Linked DNA regions of Mus musculus: all the other regions are linked to region 3. Evidence: chromatin loops called from intact Hi-C (ENCODE). Cell type or tissue: left cerebral cortex. All regions are shown on one strand.

Region 1 (2,500 bases), 290 kb after region 3:
GGCTGAGCTGAGTTCCCATGTAACACAGCTGTTCTCCTAGCCATGTGTGCTCCAGAGCATTAAAGACATGGCCAAGCACAAATTTCCTGGTGAGTTCACAGCAGTGTTCTTCATAAAATCCTCACGGTAGAAACCACTCAAGCCTGGATCCGTGAGGAATGTGCTTTCATCGGTAAACTACCGCAAGCGAACTTTAGAACTGCTACATGCTACCACACGGATGAGCCTTGAAATGACACTTAGAAAAGTCAGGCCCTAAAGGACACATCCATCTAACCCTGTTTATGCAGAGTGGCGAGTGTGCCCAGGTCTATAAAGGAAAGAAGCGGCAGCTGTAAGAGGCTGAAGGGCAGAACAGGTTTGAAGACTGAGGACTGAATTTTAATGAATTCTCCTAGTTATATGTACTGGAAAGAATTAAAAACATGTCCATGCAAGAATGACTTTGATTCTTTTGAAGCGAGTAAACATTTTCAGGAATTAGTAATGTTTGCATAGCGTGTGCAGAAATGTGCTAAAACACAGACTGGTACACTCCAGAAAGAATTTAATTGATGAATCGCCCTGAGGTCACCAGCCCAAATGGCTTGCTCCCAGCGAGCAAGCAGACACACGCCAGCCCACCTCTGTGGAGCTCAAGTGATGAAGGGTGGGGGCGGAGGTGGTGTGGGGGGTGAAGGCTTGGGGGGGGCACAAGACCCCAGTGGGAACTAGCAGGCAATGCTGAGGGCCTGGGAAGGCTGAGGCCCAGTCGGGCAGTGTGCTGCTGCTGCCTTGTCTTGGACCTGTGTAAGGTTGCCGTGAAACGTCCCTACTACTTGCTGTTAAGTTAATGCTCTAAAAAGGAAAGGTGGCCTAAGTGTTCTTCTTTGATTAAATTTTTCTCCTCCCGGCGTAGCCTGCTTAGAATAGCAGAAATGTCTATGCCTCGCCAGTGTAGTCCCGGCACAGCCATTGGTCACTGAAGAGTTCTTATCAGTAAACATGTAATTATGATAATTTGGTGGTAGAAATAGACTGAGTAGGCAGCCCTTAGGTTCCCTGGCAGGCTGAGCTAGAACATGTGGGTAGGATTTTGTATATGCTGCCCTTGGAGCCAGTGACCTTGATTCCAGTGGACTTGAACTAAGTGAAGCCCCAGGGCAGTGGTTGACTGAGCTGGCGCTGGGCTGCTCAGCTCTGTGTGGTAGGAGACAAAAACCTTGGAGAAAACTGCCTTATTAAATACGTCCGTTTTGAAGTCTGGGGATTGCTATAAAATGCTGTTTTAAAAGCAGAATTAATAACTTTCACCAGCAAAATTGTTTTCTGCTTTTTTTTTCACTCAAATTGCTACTATATACATATATGTGTATGTGTGTGCGTGTATGTATATATATATATATATGCGTGTATACACACACATACACACACATGCACATATATATATTAAATGATTTTGTATTTGTTTAGTTGGTTTAAGTATCTTTCATTCTATTTTCTAGATAATGAAAATAGGTGGAATCAAATTGGATTAAAAAGTACTTAAAACAGTTTTTAAAAAAAAATGTAAATGTCTCAAAATAACCATTCATTCAGTCCCTTGAAATAGAATCCTAAAAATACAGGCAGCCTCCATTCTAACTCAGAGAGGATGTGACTTGTGTGCTGCTGTTGTGAAGTGTGTGAGACCAGGGGCCTGCTTCCTGTACTTCCGGCCAGCTCCCCAGCGTTTGTACCCTGCCGCTGCCTGAAGGCAGGGCTAGCGCTAGTGGCAAGAGGTAATTCTCAGTCCTACAGGGCAGTGAGGCCATTCCAGCAGGCCTTCACAGACATCTAACTTGCCAGGAATCAAAGTTGAAAGATGAGATGCTTATCAGTAGGGGATGATTTTTAAAAATAAGATTTGTGTGGGTAATGAGGCAGTTTTAAAAATACAGTATGTACAAGGTAAAAAAAAAAAAAGTAAAACAGACATGCTGAGGAGGAGGAGCACGTGGCAGATGTCCGGGAGGTGTCAGTCTCCAGTTCACTGTGGCAGGGTGGGGAGGGCTCATCGCCTGAGAGCACCTTTTTCTCTTGCAGAGGATTCAGGTTCAATTCTCAGTATCCACATGATGGTCCACAAGCATCTGTAACTCCAGTTCCAGGGCATCTGGTGCCCTCGTCTAGTCTCCATGGGCATCAACCATGCGGATATGACCTACATGACCTACACACAGGCCAGTCTCACACACACACACACACACACACACACACACACACACACACACACACATACACACGCACACACAGAGTTTTTTTTTTTTTTTGAACCCTTTAAAAAACACTGTGGAGTCATACCTGCTTATCTTTGAATAAAGGAAAATTCTAGCTAAAAAGTCTTCTGGAAAGTAATTGTAAGGGTGCTTTAGAAGGGAATAAATGTGGAAGGAAAACTTTTGTTGAACATGTGGATCTTAAAAGATGCACACACACACACAATGTCTTTATACACATATGCACATACATGTAGTATTTT
Region 2 (2,500 bases), 160 kb after region 3:
TTAGCCACGTGGAGGTTAGGAAGTAGCCCAGCCATTGAGCTATTTAAGGCATATACAAATATAAAGGCTGTGTAAATGTGTCTTTCATGCAGAAACCCAGAACACTGGGGCAGGAACTCAGCCGAAGTTGCTGGTAGGATAGATTTGAGTAGCATTAACTGGGTATTGCTGGGTACTGCTACACCATGTAGCACGGATGGAAGATGTCACCCCAGGCCCCGGGCTCTGCCAGCTACGTGGCCAGCCTGCAGTGGGAGTCTCCACAGTGAATGGGAATGTAGTGGTCAGATGGGAGAGAAAGAGAAGTGGAGCAGCTTGAACGTTATAAAGAGAGATAGACATCGAGACTCCAGGGTAGCCTGTTGAAAGTGGCCAGCCCTGGCACCCGGGGCAACAGTGAGGTCCCACCTCAAGCTGCCACTGAGGGCCGTGTCTGAGTCTGGGGTTCAATACCAACAAGTCCATGTTGATGTCCCATGTGACCACTAGTGAACATGAGGACGTCCCTGGTCGAGGCAGCTGCTGGGGACCATGTGGATGTCCAGGGACGTGCAGAACTAGCTCTGTGCAGTCGTTGGAAAGTGAGGGGTAGAAAGAAATGCCTTAAGAAACAAAGTGTCAAAGGCACACACGTTTGCATACTCTTTATGCTGTTCACCCAGCCCTGGGCTCCCAACAGCAGTGAGTGACTCCCAGAGGGTAAGAGCTTTGTTATGTTCAAAATGTTAGAGCAGCTGTACAAATGCCCACTACGGAAAAACTCCTTCTGGTCAAGAGAACAGAATCTTTGGCCTGGTGGAGACCTAACATTCTAGTTGGGCCAGGCAGTTACCCTGGGACAAGAGACCACCCCCAGGGAAGTAAGCTCACCTTAAGCCACGTTAAAGAGATAGGCTTGCTATTGTTCCTTTAACAGGATACTGTAATTTTCTTTTCTATGATCCCCACCCCCCAGTACAGTCCCTAGGAGCCACCATGAGCTTTGGAGGGAGAGGTACAACTTAGACAATTTCTTCCTCCCTCCTTCCCTCCCTCCCTCCTCCTCCTCTTCCTCCTCCTCTTCCCCCCCCCCCCACCTATCCTATGCATTTCCTGATACGTTGGGCGTCCATTCTCTTTCTCTAATGCTACCTACCTCTCACATCCTACCTTGTAGCTGCTTTTTCATCATGTGTCTGATTTCCATGCCAGCTTACATTGAAATCCATGCTTGAGTTCTTTTACTAATAAGACTAAGATTCCCGAGGGGGAATCCTAACCCCTGTAATCCCATGGTCAGTTCAGACTTAACCTGCTTCTTCTCGCCATAACTTACAGCGCCCCTAGTGGGGAAAATGTCCTAGGAAATTGAAGCAGCCTGCCCTGCCCCCTAGTGGCGATAGCCTAGAAGAACATCTGTAAAGACTAGCTGGGAATTATCGCGAGTTTCTCAACCTACCCTGTCATTTTACCTTTAGTTTGGTATATATATTCACACACGCACACACACATGAGAAGCTGTGTGTTTGAGAAAAGGCTTGTTGCCATTCTAATGGGGTTAAATTTTCTAATAATGTTCCACATTCTACTTGACATGAGTTCTTTTCCTGTCCTAGATTTCCCACCCCTGGTGCTAGCACACCTGGGCAAAATGGGGCTCTGTAGTTTCCAACACTGTAGTCTCTCGGAGCAAATGCTCAAATAAAATTCTATAGTAATGATCTAACAGCAAAGTAGCCTGCTATGGTCCCCGAGTTTAATCAGGCTTACTTATAGAAAGTTCTTTTAGCGTCTGCGTTTCACTGATACTGATTGGAATGGTGGTGACATTTGCATCTTATACAATTATTTCGTGATTGGCTCCTCCATACTGCCGACACACTGGAATGCTGTTGCCAGGAAAGACTGTCAAACTCAAAGATTACCCATCCCGGCAGCTTTTTGGAATTTACCTCCTGTCACCTGTAATCTGCTGATAAGACAAAGAGACATTCTGATGTCTTTTTTTTTTTTTAATTTTAGTTTTATTTTAAATTTATTTTTTACACTCCATATTCCATTCCCCGGCCCCCATCCACCCACCCACCCACCCTCCGACTGATGTCTTTTTAAATATATGGGGGGGGGGCAGGGGACTGGAAAGCAAAGAGCACCGCATCCACAGAGAGGTAGAGTGGTCCTATTGCCTGGTAACAGTGCTGTTCTTTGGTGACGACATTTTTCTTTGTGTTTGTTTTGCAAGTTGCAACTGTCTTCAAACTGCAGTCACATTTTGAGACCCAATAATATGGTTGGCAGCGTAATTTGTAGTTACAGGGTCTTTTACAAAATGATGATATTTAAGATTATCACGCAATTAGGGCAAAGGAAAATAGTGCTCATTCTCCGAGCTGAGGATGGGCTGCGAGTCTGGGTTCTAATTAACCCAGCAGTTGATTCACTGTTGTTTCTGTAGCTTGGGAAAGTGATCATGACAGTCTATATTCCCAAGCTGGCCTGATAAAATGTATGCCTGTTTACT
Region 3 (2,500 bases):
GGGGCTTCTCCTTACCATCTAGGAACTTCTCACAGTTCTAATCCTTCCAGTGTCAGGCTATTTCAAAGGAAACGTCCAACACTGGAAGGTTGGGGGGGGGGGGGAATCAGTTCATAGATTTTTTTTTTTCTTCTCATATGTTTACATTTTTTTCCATTTTTTATTAGGTATTTAGCTCATTTACATTTCCAATGCTATACCAAAGGTCCCCCATACCCACCCACCCCCACTCCCCTACCCACCCACTCCCCCTTTTTGGCCCTGGCTTTCCCCTGTACTGGGGCATATAAAGTTTGCAAGTCCAATGGGCCTCTCTTTCCAGTGATGGCCGACAGTTCATAGATTTCTATGTAACTTATGACAAGAATATTTGCAAAAAGAAATTTGGAAATGCAATATCAGCAGGCGCTAAGTTTTCAAGGGATATTGCTGATGTCATCTAATGTAGGAACAGTGCTAGCCAGGCAACTTACTGTCGGAGGATTACCTGTGGAGTCCAACTTCTCTACAGACCTGCCTAGCATGCTCTGTTCAGGAAGTCTTAACTGTCAGGCAATGATGGTGTACACCTTTAAGCCCAGCACTCAGGAGGCAGAAGCAGGCGGATCTCTGCGTGAGTCTGTGGCCAGCCTGGTCTACACAGTGAGTTTCAGAACAGTCAGGACTACACAGAGAAACCCTGTCTTTAAAAACAGTGTTAATTGGTTGAAATGCTGGGCCCAACATTCTCCCCCTATACAGACAGAATACAAGTGCACAAGATTGCCTGGCTTCTTCAGTCTCCTTGATAAGGATTGTGGGGAGGAAGGTAAACTTGGTACCGACTCTATTCACCAGATCCCGTCACGATGGAAATGTGTGGTACACCTGAGGTCCTGCTCTGCTGTTCCTCTCACACCACTCACTTTACTCGTCTGCCATGGGAAGTCTCTCCAAACAGGCAGTTAGTTGTACATGCTCTTCCTGCCAACAGGGGGAGCGTTTTTTTTTTTTTTTTCTAAAACAGAAAGAAGGATCTGGATCCGGGAGGTTCCTGGTTAGTAGAGAAAAGGCAAGGGGCATGGTGAACCACTGTGCTTCGACTGCACTGAACATCTGCGGATGAAGTTCAACTCCAAATGGTTATAAAGACATTCATTTGTTTTTATTTTTGTCTTTATGGAGTCCTAGCAAGACAGCGAAAAGTAAATTTTTGATTGCTCAACAGTGGCTGGTTCCATGAGAACCTTAAAGGACGCCACAATTTGCTGCTGCCAACTATATATATTTCCTAGTTAGGCCCTAGGAAAAACAAGTGGATAAAACCCATAATATCCCTGCCCTGTATATGATACACGGAACACAAATGAAGAACTGTCAAATGTAAATACACAACAAACTTTGGACTAAAACTGGAGAACTGCCAAACGAGTGTGTCCCTTTCCTGAAAGAAAATGTGGTGATAGACAATTTTTTTTGTAGGAATATATATTAGTCCTAATACTTCCTTAGGCCAAGCATAATTCTTTCAGCTGCAGATGGCAGAATCATCTACCAACATTAGATACAGAAAAACTAACTTTTCGCAAGCTAGTCTATGCCGGTACAGCAACACTTTGAAACTTAGCCCAAGGATAATACTAAACGATAAATACATACAGGAGTGGCACGCTATCTGCCGTAAATGCCAACCCCACACAATAAAGGTCAGACTCAAGAGGTTATTTAACTTTATGTATCTTTTTATCAATGTGCTTATTTAAAAATAGGGGATGCACACACAAAAAAATGTTTTTAGCGTTGCCGCTTTCAGATGGTTCGAACAAATGGGTCCCAGAGATCATGCACAAGTTTTAGCATTGACTGGTAACGCTTAGCTGCTGGCTCTAACCAGTCTTACCTAACCTCTAAGTTGTAAGCATTTACAGTTAAACCGGATAATGAAGTCTCCCGTCTTTTAGGAAGACAACCCCAAGTCCTTAGGTCTAGCAATGTATTTGTTGCAATGTATAACTCTAAAGTTTGCGGACAGATGTGAGATGTGTCAGGCGTTTAAGAAAAAGAGCTAGAGAAAACCGAGGGCCGAAGCAAACACCCTGGAGATTTGAAACGTGATAGCAAGCCAGCCGGGCAAGTCGGTCCTGTACACACTCATCTCCAAGGCGAACAGTGCGACCGGACGCCGGGAGGCAGATATTCACACTCCTCCCGCTCAGGCCCTCCCTGTGTCCGAGCGGCTTGCCTCCCGACAGGAATGAATGAGCCCGAGTGGCCAGCGCCGAGCCCGGGCCGGTGGCGGGGCCGCGGGCGGCCTGGCCGAACAAAGGCGCGCGGGCTCACCTCGTCACCCCACTTGAGCACGTCCTTGTGCCGGTCCTTGACTGCGTGGTAGATGTGCAGGAACTGGAGGATGCCGTGCCTCCGCACGTGGTCGGCGTGGCGCTGGGTCTCTTCCCAGCTCAGTGGCGAGCCTTGGGACAGCAGCCCCATGGCCGCGTCCTCCTCCCGGCCGCAGCTCCGC

What was found. A loop is a pair of places that touch in the nucleus more often than their neighbours do. Peaks named below come from ENCODE experiments on the same cell type or tissue, not always from the same donor. Only the 100,000 strongest peaks of a DNase experiment are listed, where the experiment ranks them.
Region 1: a loop joins it to region 3, with 2.1 times the contacts of the local background. A loop is called at or near these places in 2 of 42 quality-filtered maps.
Region 2: a loop joins it to region 3, with 2.0 times the contacts of the local background. A loop is called at or near these places in 5 of 42 quality-filtered maps.

What each region holds. Positions count from the first base shown.
Region 1 is chr9:77,462,599-77,465,098 of GRCm38, reverse strand. The region is part of intron 4 of Lrrc1 (leucine rich repeat containing 1); the gene reads left to right. Among named protein-coding and RNA genes, the nearest start is that of 5730403I07Rik, 64 kb to the right of the region's middle. In left cerebral cortex, no CTCF peak of the experiment used is centred here; DNase peaks (open chromatin) are centred at 34 and 1,015.
Region 2 is chr9:77,595,404-77,597,903 of GRCm38, reverse strand. No RefSeq gene overlaps it. Among named protein-coding and RNA genes, the nearest start is that of Klhl31, 40 kb to the left of the region's middle. In left cerebral cortex, a CTCF peak has its summit at 1,344 (motif pointing left); a DNase peak (open chromatin) is centred at 1,349.
Region 3 is chr9:77,754,779-77,757,278 of GRCm38, reverse strand. Gclc (glutamate-cysteine ligase, catalytic subunit) reads right to left here. Exons shown (of 16, transcript NM_010295.2): 1 at 2,320-2,500. The coding sequence starts at 2,469. Among named protein-coding and RNA genes, the nearest start is that of Gclc, 1.5 kb to the right of the region's middle. In left cerebral cortex, CTCF peaks have their summits at 953 and 2,439; DNase peaks (open chromatin) are centred at 1,016, 1,168, 2,185 and 2,461; H3K4me3 peaks cover 1,497 bases; H3K27ac peaks cover 472 bases.